Regions from separate parts of the Homo sapiens genome. Here all the other regions are linked to region 1. A link is an interaction called in ENCODE POLR2A ChIA-PET data of the cell type or tissue named here. Cell type or tissue: MCF 10A. All regions are shown on one strand.

What was found. ChIA-PET counts read pairs that join two places held together with the same protein. Peaks named below come from ENCODE experiments on the same cell type or tissue, not always from the same donor. Only the 100,000 strongest peaks of a DNase experiment are listed, where the experiment ranks them.
Region 2: POLR2A ChIA-PET joins it to region 1 with 5 read pairs; 2 of 35 experiments call an interaction of 5 or more read pairs at or near these places.
Region 3: POLR2A ChIA-PET joins it to region 1 with 9 read pairs; 2 of 35 experiments call an interaction of 5 or more read pairs at or near these places.

Annotation. Positions count from the first base shown.
Region 1 is chr20:3,542,728-3,546,727 of GRCh38, forward strand. ATRN (attractin) reads left to right here. Exons shown (of 29, transcript NM_139321.3): 4 at 3,035-3,163. Among named protein-coding and RNA genes, the nearest start is that of ATRN, 74 kb to the left of the region's middle. In MCF 10A, no CTCF peak of the experiment used is centred here; a DNase peak (open chromatin) is centred at 1,584.
Region 2 is chr20:3,492,709-3,496,708 of GRCh38, forward strand. All of the region lies in intron 1 of ATRN (attractin), which reads left to right. Among named protein-coding and RNA genes, the nearest start is that of ATRN, 24 kb to the left of the region's middle. In MCF 10A, no CTCF peak of the experiment used is centred here; a DNase peak (open chromatin) is centred at 1,703.
Region 3 is chr20:3,398,588-3,402,587 of GRCh38, forward strand. All of the region lies in intron 1 of DNAAF9 (dynein axonemal assembly factor 9), which reads right to left. Among named protein-coding and RNA genes, the nearest start is that of DNAAF9, 7.1 kb to the right of the region's middle. In MCF 10A, no CTCF peak of the experiment used is centred here; no DNase peak of the experiment used is centred here.

The DNA.
Region 1 (4,000 bases):
GAGATGCTCCCACCTCAGCCTCCCCAGTAGCTGGGACCACAAAAATGCAACACTATGCCCAGCTAATTTTTGTATTTTTTTTTTTTTTTTTTGTAGAGACGGGGTCTCACCATGTTGCCCGGGCTGGTCTTGAACTCCTGGGCTCAAGCAGTCCTCCCACCTTGGCCTCCCAAAGTGTTGGGATTACAGGTGTGAGCCACTGCACCCGGCCGAAGATTGCTTTTGACATACCTGTTTCCAGGTGGCCCTGATCTTGTCAGTACTTATTCCTTCTGCATTTCAAGGGATTCTGGTGTATATAACCAGTGAAAGCCTGATGATGGTTAACCCTTCATTTACATCTCCAATCAAATGTCACCTCTTCTAAGAGGCCTTCCTTTCACCCTTTCTAAAGTAGCACCTTCTGTTCTTTCCCTCTGCTCTCTTTCCCTTCATAGCATTTGTCTCTACCTGGCATTACGTATACACACACCTGTGTGGGGAGTATCTGGGCTTATCTGTTGTTTTTCTAATGTGAACTACATGAAGGCAGGGACATAGTCTTATTCACTGTTGTATTCCTGGTACCTAGAACAGTGACTCACATGTAGTAAGTGCTTAGTAAATATTTGTTAGTTGAATACATAGTAGAAAATGCATCACTGTTTTGTAACTCCTGGAGCACCAGAGTTTCAGAGTTCCTAGAGTTCTGTCTTCATATTAAAAATTGAAGGGCGAGGCGTGGTGGCTCACACCTGTAATCCCAGCACTTTGGGAGGCCGAGGTGGGCGGATTGCCTGAGGTTAGGAGTTCAAGACCAGTCTGGCCAACATGGTGAAACCCCGTCTCTACTAAAAATACAAAAAAAATCATCTGGGCATGGTGGGGTGCGCCTGTAATCCTAGCTACTGAGGAGGCTGAGGCAGGGGAATTGCTTAAACCAGGGAGGTGGAGGTTGCGGTGAGCCGAGATTGTGCCACTGCACTCCAGCCTAGGTGACAGAACAAGACTCGGTCTCAAGAAAAAAAAAAAAAATGAATGAAGGGCCAGGCACAGTGGCTCAGGCCTGTAACCCCAACACTTTGTGAGGCCGAGGCAGGAGAATTACTTGATCCCAGGAGTTCAAGACCAGCCTGGGCAACAGGGTGAGACCTCATCTGTACAAAAAGTCTTAAAAATTAACCAGCCATGGTGGTGTGTGCCTGTAGTCCCAGTCACTCAGGAGGCTGAGGTGGGAAGATTTCTTGAGCCCAGGAGGTCAAGACTGCAGTGAGCTGTGATCATGCCACTGCACTCTAGCTTGGGCTAGACCTTGGGTCTAGCTAGACCTTGGGTGAGACCTTGTCTCAAAACAAAGCAAAACAAAAGGAACGAAAATCCCTTCCCCTCCTCATTTTCATTCCTTGCTTATGGATTCTTCCAGCCATTTTTGTATGCATTTATATAGGTATGTGTAAGTGTACACATGTACGGTCCATTGTTTTGCAGCTTGCTTCTCCCCCATGCCCTTATCAGAATGCCTGTTGAGCTTCTTGTTAGTCCCGCAGACCTAGGTAATATGCAGTGACTCATGCAGTCAGATTTCTGGGCATGAGCATTTAGATGGGTTTCAACCTGTTGCCATCTGAACAGTGCTGTGGTTCGCATTCTTGTATATTGGTCATCGTGTACATGAGCAAGTATTTCTTCTACAAAGAAATAGAATTGCTAGGTCAGAGTGAATGAGCATGAGGTTGTGTGTCTGGGACAGATTGCGTAGGGCCTGGCAAGGATATAGGCTTTTACCAAATGTGGTGGTGGTGGTGGTGGTGGTGGTGAATCAATAATGGGGCAAAAATCATGGACATATGAAGAAATGCAACAGCAGGTAGACATAAGAAAAACAATTAACCTCAGGAGTAAAAAGAACTCAGAACCACAATTTAAAAATTGCTTTTTACTTATTAAATTAACAAAATTAAAATAGAACTAGTAGTCCTTGCTGTTGGCAGAGTGAAGTGGGATGGACCCTTCATTCTGTATTGATACGATTTCAAATCACATATCTCTTCTGGAAAGCAAGTTGGTATTATGGCTCTAGAGTCTTAAAGGCATCATTTAGACCCTTTTACTCAGTAAGGTTTTTTTTTTTTTTTTTACCAGTCACACAACAAACATTTAGAATCCGTCATGTGCTGGGTTGTGAGTGAGGTCTTAAGAAGAACCTAGGGAGCTTTTAATGATATAGAAAATGCGTTAAGTTTTATTTGTAAAATGGAATATACAATGTAAATAACATCAATTAGGCTAAGAAAATGCATCAGAATACTAACAGTGTTGGAGTTATGGGTGTTTGTTTAGCTTCTTCGTATTCTTATATAAATATTTTATATAAAATATCTTGGGCACAATGGCTCACGCCTGTAGTCCCTACATTTTGGGAGGCCGAGGTGGGTGGATCACCTGAGGTCAGGAGTTCAAGACCAGCCTGGCCTACATGATGAAATGCTGTCTCTACTAAAACTATAAAAAATTAGCTGGGCATGGTGGTGGGCACCTGTAATCCCAGCTACTCAGGAGGCTGATGCAGGAGAATCGCTTGAACCCCGGGACGCAGAGATTGTACTGAGATTGCACCACTGCACTCCAGCCTGGGCAACAAGAGCGAAACTCTGTCTCAAAAAAAAAAAAAAAAACAACAAAAACCTCATGTCTTTCAGCAATATATGTGTGGTATTCATCACTCATAAAATTTGTTACTTTATGTGATTGTGGAGGTTTATTTTTTCAAAGAAGCAGTATAAAAAGTTTTATAAGAAAAAGAATAGGGCCATTGATTTCAAATCTCATTAGAAATACAACTCAGAATAAAGGAAGCCTAGCAAAAGATTCAGATCTGTTCCTCAAGGATCCAGAACTGATAGGGTAGCACTGTGTGTTTATCACAGGAATTTGCCTGTCTTCCTGGATGTGGTTTTTAAATTTTAAGGACGGATTTGTTTTTAATTTCTGTCTGCTACAATTTGACATGTCTGTGCTTGTGCTTCCCTCTATAAGAAGTGTGTTTTCATTTCAGTGGCCTCATTGTTCCTGAGAGAGATGGCAATGAGACTGTCCCTGAGGTTGTTGCCACATCAGGTTATGCCTTGCTGCATTTTTTTAGTGATGCTGCTTATAATTTGACTGGATTTAATATTACTTACAGGTAAGATACTTAAGTCTAGTATTTGTGATTTCATTCAGGAGACTATCTACTATGTTTTAACAACAATAATGGCTAACATAGATTGAGAGCCAGGCATAGCGTCAGGCAGTTTACATGGATTTTCTCATTTAAAATTCTTCCATAAATTCAGTGAGGTCTGGGCTCTGTTTTTCTGCTTATTTATAATTGAGGAAACTGGCAGGAAAAGGTTAGTAGATTGTCAAAGTAACTGGTGGGACCACAATTTAAACCCAGGTGTTGATGCTGTTGAACTTCTAGAAGAGAGGGACTTTTCTGCTAATGGACAAAAACGTTGGAATTTTACAAAGTACAGCTCCACAAATATTAGTAGTTGTCATGTACTCGATAGTAGAAGAAATCTATACTCATTAAAGTACCTTGATAGTCCATTTATCCCCCCTTTTAAATTCTGAATTACATTGTTTCAAAGCACTGTCAGTACAATTATATTATTATGAGATGCGTTATAGTTCAACTGTTTTTTTTTTTTTTTTTTTTGAGACGGAGTCTCACTCTGTCACCTGGGCTGGAGTGCAGTGGCATGATCTCGGATCACTGCAACCTCCACCTCCTGGGTTCAAGCAATTCTCCTGCCTCAGCCTCTTGAGTAACTGGGATTACAGGCACCCACCACTTCGCCCAGCTAATTTTTTGCATATTTAGTAGAGACGGGGTTTCACCATGTTGGCCAGGCTGGTCTTGAACTCCTGACCTCGTGATTCGCCAACCTCGGCCTCCCAAAGTGTTGAGATTACAGCCGTGAGCCACTGCGCCTGGCCATAGTTCAATTCTTACATTAAGTTAAACTAGCCTGCC
Region 2 (4,000 bases), 50 kb before region 1:
TCATTTCGGGTGGACTGTAGTTGAATGGGAAGAGATAATTCTGCCATAAGATCAGGGTTGAATTTTGTTGGTTCTGGAACTCAGTTTTTGCTGCTGTACTGTCCAGAGAGAGAGAGAAATAGAAAGGGAGAGAGAGAGAGAGAGAGGCGCGCGCGCGCGTGCGCACGCACACACACACACACACACACATAACTAATATATATAAATACATATATATGTGGGTATATATTATTTATTTATGTATATATAATATAATATACTATATAGATAATATATAATTATCTATAATTATGTAAAATATAATTGTATATTATCTATAATTATATAAAATATATAATTATATATGTATTATAGATTATATATTATATATAATTTAATATATATAATATATATACATATGTAGGTACGTTTGTTTGTGTGTGTGTGTGTGTGTGTGTGTGTATAATTAAAAAAAATTTTTTTAGAGACAGGTTCTCACTCTGCCACCAGGCTGGAGTGCAGTGGCATGATCTATAGCTCACTGCAGCCTTGACTTCCTGAACTCAGATAATCCTTCCACCTCAGCCTCCTGAGTAGCTAGGACTGCAGGTGTGTGCCATACCACACCTGGCTAAATTTTTTTTTTTTTTTTGGTAGAGATGGGGTCTCACGATGATGCCTAGGCTAGTTTTGAACTACTAGCCTCAAGCGATCCATCTGCATCGGCCTCCCATAGTGTTTGGGATTACAGGTGTGAGTCACTGTGCCCAACCTATTTTTATTTTTTTGTAGAGATAGGGTCTCACAGTGTTGCCTAGGCTGGTCTCAAGCTCCTGGCCTCAAGCGATCCTCCCAGCTCAGCCTCCCAAAGTGCTGGGATTACAGGCATGAGCCAGTCTGGCTAGCCTGAGTTTTTATTTAGAAAAACATGAACAACCTGTATATGGCTGCTGTAAACCAATGGACTTTCTTTGTTCTTGAACCAAGCTAGGCATCCACACGGCACCTATTCATCTGAGGGGATAGAGTCAGTGTTCAGATGTCTTTGAAAGAAAGGTCCACCTGCAGTTCTTTAGCTTCTGAAATGTTTTTTTCTTTTCCCATACTGTCATGGATACACACGAGATTGTTCTGGACTTCCTTTATAGTAAACTTTGCTCTTAATAAGAGCTTGAAAATTTTTGTTGTTGCAAAACTGTGTTAGAGTTGATACTGTTATTTATTAGGCAACAAATGTTACATGAATATCTATGATGTTTTAGGCACTGGCGAAAAAGAGGTGAATGAGATATGTTCTTGAGAAAGTCTTGGTAGTGTAGTGGGCAGAGATTATTCTCTATAACAGTAATAATCAAACCACATGATAAGTTTACCACGGAGAAGGCATTAATTAGCTCAGCACTGAAAACTTGGGGCACAGGTTCCCAGAGCTCCAAGGGACATTTGAAGTGAGATCTGAAAGGTTGGTTAGGAAAAAATAAGTTATTCTAGACAGAGAAGTCAGGCTGTGCTGAGCCACGAAGACTTAATGCAGGTGAGTTGAGGAAGAAATACATAGTCAATATTGCCACAATATGGTCTGCTCAGTCTGGGGAGCAGTGGCTAGTGATGGAGCAGTAGGGGTAAGTTGGGGTTGGATTGTCACAGACCTTGCATGTTGTGCTAAGGCATGCAGAGGTTTCCAGGCAAGTTTTGACATGATCAGATTGCCCTTGGTAACATTATAAAGAAGATGACAGGTGGCTCTGCAAAGAACTGTCCAGACGGGGGAGCTGGACTGAGCCACAGTTAAGAGACTGTTGCAGTAGACTAGACTAGGAGGAGGAGAATTTGAATTAGAGCATTGGCCTTAGCAAGGGGATCAAAGAGGGAAAAAGATGAGATTGGTTTGTAGGCTGAATGAATGGAGGTGAAGGTAAAGAAAGAGTCAATAATTTTTGGAAGATAGGGTAGATGACAAAGTTGTTTAAAGAAAGCATAAAAGAAGGGGATTTAATGACTTAAATTTTTGATATAGGGAATATAAGTCTGAAACATGGGTCTAGCCTTGAGCTGGAAATACAGCTTGGGCAGTTAGCAACATAGAGATGGTAGATGAAGCCACGGATGCAGATGTAATTACCTGTAGGAGTATCATGGAGACCTTGATCTAGCCAGGACAATTTCAGGGACAGCCCAGGATTTGAGCAAAGGACTTGTCCATTGCTTTTATTGAGTCTTTCAAGGTTGATGATTTATTATTGTTTAAAAATATGAGGGAGCCATATTATGGTTGTTTTAATTATCCTTGTGGATGGGTATAGTAGAATGTCCTAAATATTAAAACATATAGAATTCATTTATAATGTTATATCATTTATAATGGTTGTAGCTTTATTATTATTTTTAATAATTAGGACAAATGCTTAATATTTTACATTTTAGATCATAGTATGAGTCAATATTCATGATGAATCTTTTTCTTTGTATTTCTTTCGAATTTAAGAAATTAGATCAAAATTTTCTGATAGAGACGAAACTTTGGAATGCAGAAATATTTTTAGTATTGGTGCCAAAAATTTAAGTCACTTACTTTAACACTTAGAAATTACAAGATCATATATGGAAAGTTTGTTATTGGTTTGGTGTATTAGAATCATTTGTGGAGCTTTTAAGGACACCAATGCAGTGCTGGATTCCACTCAAGAGGGGTTTGTGTTAGGGCCACATCATCTGTATTTTTTAAAGCTTTGTGGATATTTTGATGTTAATCTGAGAACCCTGTATCAGGGGTTTGGGTAGGGGCTTTGTTAGCATATTTTGTGTCTTGCTTATTTAGTTAACCTTTTTGTTTAAAGCTGTTAAAGCAAAGGCCAGAATACCAGCAGGTTAGCGATTTGGTCATCACAGTGAAACCATTTGAATTTTCATGTGAATTTAAACTATAAAACAAAATTCAATAGCAGTTCAGTCTGGGCTTGTATCATTAGAGGGCTGGTTAAATAAAATATGACTTGTTCACAGAGCAGAGTACTATGTAGCTATAAAAGGGAAGGAGGAATAGCTATGTACTACTGTGGGGGAGAATATATTGTTAAATGAAAAAAAAAACAAAACCCACTGTAGCAGAACAGTGGTATTGTACACTGTCATTTTTTAAAGAAAGGGGATCTATAAATCTATAAATATATATTTTTGTGCATATATATAAACACACCAATGGAATGATAAACCAAAAACTAATAAAAATGATTAAGGAGAGAGAGAGAATGGGGTGGATAAAACAGGGATGGAGGCTAGACTTCTGAATGTACTTTATTTTGTGGATTACATTTAGAACCATGCCAATGCTTTACCATATTATAAAATAAAAATAAATTAAAATGAGAGAAAAAGGCAATCTCTAAAAATCAAGTGCATCCTTTCAAAAAACCAGCTCCTGGATTCATTAATTTTTTGAAGGGTTTTTTGTGTCTCTATTTCCTTCAGTTCTGCTCTGATTTTAGTTATTTCTTGCCTTCTGCTAGCTTTTGAATGTGTTTGCTCTTGCTTTTCTAGTTCTTTTAATTGTGATGTTAGGGTGTCAATTTTGGATCTTTCCTGCTTTCTCTTGTGGGCATTTAGTGCTATAAATTTCCCTCTACACACTGCTTTGAATGTGTCCCAGAGATTCTGGTATGTTGTGTCTTTGTTCTCGTTGGTTTCAAAGAACATCTTTATTTCTGCCTTCATTTCGTTATGTACCCAGTAGTCATTCAGGAGCAGGTTGTTCAGTTTCCATGTAGTTGAGCAGTTTTGAGTGAGAGTCTTAATCCTGGAGTTCTAGTTTGATTGCACTGTGGTCTGAGAGATAGTTTGTTATAATTTCTGTTCTTTTACATTTGCTGAGGAGAGCTTTACTTCCAAGTATGTGGTCAATTTTGGAATAGGTGTGGTGTGGTGCTGGAAAAAAATGTATATTCTGTTGATTTGGGGTAGAGAGTTCTGTAGATGTCTATTAGGTCCGCTTGGTGCAGAGCTGAGTTCAATTCCTGTGTATCCT
Region 3 (4,000 bases), 140 kb before region 1:
ATCTAGGTATGGTATATACAAATGTTCACTGAACAATTCTTGAAACTTTTCTGTACTTGTGAAATGTTTCACAATAAAATGTTGGTGGGGTTTGGGAATCAACAGCAGAAGTAATAAAAGCTATATTGGCATTAATCTAGACTTTCGGTGCTGATTAAAAAGAGCTCATTGCAGGACTGCTATGGGTTTAAGAAACCTGGCCCTGCATTAAAGCAGCAATCATTTACCTCCCTTTGCAAAACTAGACATGGGGAGAAAAGGCAAAAAGCCAGGATGTGCAGTAAGGCAATAAATGACACTTCCCACTGATGTCTTTGCTGGAGGAATAACCTGCAATGGAAAAAAGCTAGCCAATGTTCCTGCTGTCATAGCTAATACATGGCTGACCAATGACCATAAGGTGACTCAAACTGAAGGGACAAACACACACATATGATATGCCTTGATATGCCTGAAGAATGTGCTGGCATCACTGAATTATTCAATGATTTAAATTTTCTCCCAGTACTTTCATGTAGCTCACCAGAGCCATTAGTAATCCTAAGCAATGTAAACTTCATTCCACACAGCTACCTCCCTGGTAAAAATAAACAGTTGACTAATCCATATCCATTCTCTTTTTCTTATTTATTTTTTATTTTATTTTTTTGAGATGGAGTCTCACTCTGTCACCCAGGCTGGAGTACAATGGTGCGATCTCGGCTCACTGCAACCAAGGTTCAAGCAATTCTCCTGCCTCAGCCTCCGGAGTAGCTGGAGTTACAGGCACCTGCCACCATGCCTGGCTAATTTCTGTATTTTTAGTAGAGACAGGGTTTCATCATGCTCGCCAGGCTGGTCTTGAACCACTGACCTTGCGATCCGCCCGCCTCGGCCTCCCAAAGTGCTGGGATTACAGGCATGAGCCACTGCGCCCGGCCTCCTTTTCTTTCTTAGTAGAGTACCACAACTTTATTTGTGGCAGCAATAGGTCCAGGTCCTTTGCCTCCAGAGTTGATCAATGAGACATACACAGAAGTCATCAAGCAGAAGCTTCCAAGACAGCTCTCTAAAGAGAACTGACTCAACAAGGAAACCCCTTCTGTTTCCCTTTCTTGTCTGACAGACATGATGGCTGGAGTTCCTACAGCCATTCTGTGATCATGGAGCTATGGTGAATATAGAAACCACCTGCTAAAAGACAGCAGAACACAAACACAGAAGAGGCCTGGTTCCCTGATGACTCTAACAGGACCGGCCTGCCTTCCTCCAACAGACATCTTCTTCAAGTTAAGTCATTACTGTTAAGCATCTCGCCAGCTGCCAAACTTAGTTCCTGATAGGCCACCTTATCTAAAATGGTTAAAACTCATGTCCGATGGCAATTCATGTCTACACCTATTTCATGAATTGGTATGCATAAGACACTCTACAAACTAAATTCCAGAACTTCAGAAACTGTTACCCACCACAAATGGAAAATGTTATCTGAAGTTTGTTCACTATATTCCAGTGTATACAACACTTTATTTTCCATTTTCTTCCTTCTCTCTGGCATTCTCTGAATATTTCCTTACAGAATCTGTTCTTTGTAAAGTCAGTTTCACAAGTCTTCAATCACAAAGCATTCACAATTCCTTTCCTTCACTTATTTGACCATTAAAAACATGCTAAATCTAAATGCAATGTGAAATCCTGAGTTGGATCCTGGAACAGAAAAAGAATGTGTGGAGAAACCGAGAAAATTCAAATAAAAGCTGGAGTAGTAAACTCCAAGTAAACAAAAGTTTACTAAGTAAACAAATCTATTATACCAATATTAATCTCTTAGTTTTGATAAATGCACCAGGGTTATATGTAAGATCTTAATATTAGGGGAAGCTGCGTGAAGAGTATATAGGAACACTCTGCACCACTTTAGAAATTCATCTATAAATTTAAAATTATTTCAAAATTAAAAGTTAAAAACAAAAAGAATGCCAAATGAGCTGCCTTTTCTTCAAACCAGAGCTAAAAATCACAGATAACAATTTTAAATATCCAAGTTGCAAACCCTGCTTTGCTTTTCTTTCTTTTTTAAAAATTTTAGGGCAAAAACAATAATTTAAGCTGTGTTACTTAAAGGGCATTTGTGTCTCATTCACTCCCCTCTCCAAAGGTCAGAACCTCAGAGAAGACCCCACAAGCTGTGAAACATTGTTAAGATATTGTGTACTATTAATGCCACAACACTCACTAAATAAGAGTCCTCAGTATACTGTCATCCCAGATACAAGTGAAAAGGAAGTTATATATAGGCCTCTATCCCTGGACCAGAAATAAAGCCATACAAGTCTAAGTAAGCATACCCTTTTTACTTCTACAGGCACCACACCAAGCCTTCCTGGCCAGCATCCAAGTAAACTGGAGGCTGAAGCTTCACATTTTCAGGTATTCCAGGGCATTGGCTTGCTTTGCATTTTGAATTTTCTTAAGGCTGGGACCATCTGTACCGTAGTTATTACTTCCGTAGATCTGTAAACCCTCCAAGAGAATGAGGGGTAATGGCAACTAGCTAAGAAACACCTGAAGAGATAACTAACCTCTGTGAGGCTTTAATTAAAGTGCTTTCTCTAGAGTATCACTATCATGAATCACTTTCTTTTTTTTTTATTTTTGAGACAGAGTCTTACTCTGTTGCCCAGGCTGGAGTGCAGTGGCGCGATCTCAGCTCACTGTAACCTCTGCCTCTTGGGTTCAAGCAATTCTCCTGCCTCAGCCTCTCCAGTAGCTGGGATTACAGGCACCCGTCACTAGGCCTAATTTTTGTTATTTTTAGTAGAGATGGGGTTTTTCCAAGGCCAGGCTGGTCTTGAACTCCTGACCTCAGGTGATCCACCCACCTCGGTCTCCCAAAGTGCCGGGATTACAGGCATAAGCCACAGCACCCGGCTGATGAACCACTTTCTTACCACCTAGCTCGCAACTATGACTCTTCATTCTCTGAATACCCATGAAATTTAACATAGCCCACAGCTTCACCTGTAATTATTATCTTTCATTCAATAAATAATTACTGAAGCAGTGTTTCATAATAGCTAACAATAGCAGTTCATACTCAGCGAGTCCTATGTGCCAGACACCAATCTAAGCAGCAAGGGAAACAATGTGAGAAATGGCAATTAAAAATAGTCCCAGCCCCCTGATACTTTCCAGGGGTGATAGAGAAGATCCTTCCCAATGACCCTCTTGACAATAAAGAAATCCTACCTATGTCACCCAAGCTACCTCGGTATGGGGAGGGGGTGACCGTGGGGAGGGCTCCCCCGCCCCCTTTTGATACAGAAAGATCTGTAGAATCTTTCTATAGAAGATGGTAGAAGGGACGCCAGCACGGGAAATCCTTAATCAGACTGTTTTGCTAGAGCACATCCTCCAGTAGCTTCTTCATAAAACGGGCATGTGAGGTCAAATTTTGAGAACTTACATGTGTGAAATATCTTCATCCTTTCTTACACCTGCCTGAGAGTTTGGCTGGGTGCAGAATTCTGGGTGGGAATCTATTTTCCTTCAAAAGGCACTCTTTGCTCCACTACTTTCTAGCTTACAATCCTGCTAGAATCCTAGCATTCCTGATCCTATCTATGTGACTTACAGATATTGTCTTCATGGTGCTAGAAAATTTCATGATGCTATGCCAGGACATGCATATTTTTATTTTAAATTGACAGATATATATATGTATTTGTGTACCTGATGTTTTGAAGTATATATACATTGCGGAAAAGTTAAATCTAGCTAATTAACAAATGCATCACCTCACATAGTTTTTTTTTGATGAGTACACTTAATATCCACTCTGTTTGCATTTTTCAAGAATATATAATCATTAACTATAGTTACCATGTTGTATAACAGATCTCTTAAACTAATTCCCCTATCCAACTAAAATTATATATCCTTCAATCAACATCTCCCCATCCCCGCTACATCCTAATTACCACCATTCTACTCTCTACTTCTATAAGATCAACTTTTTTTT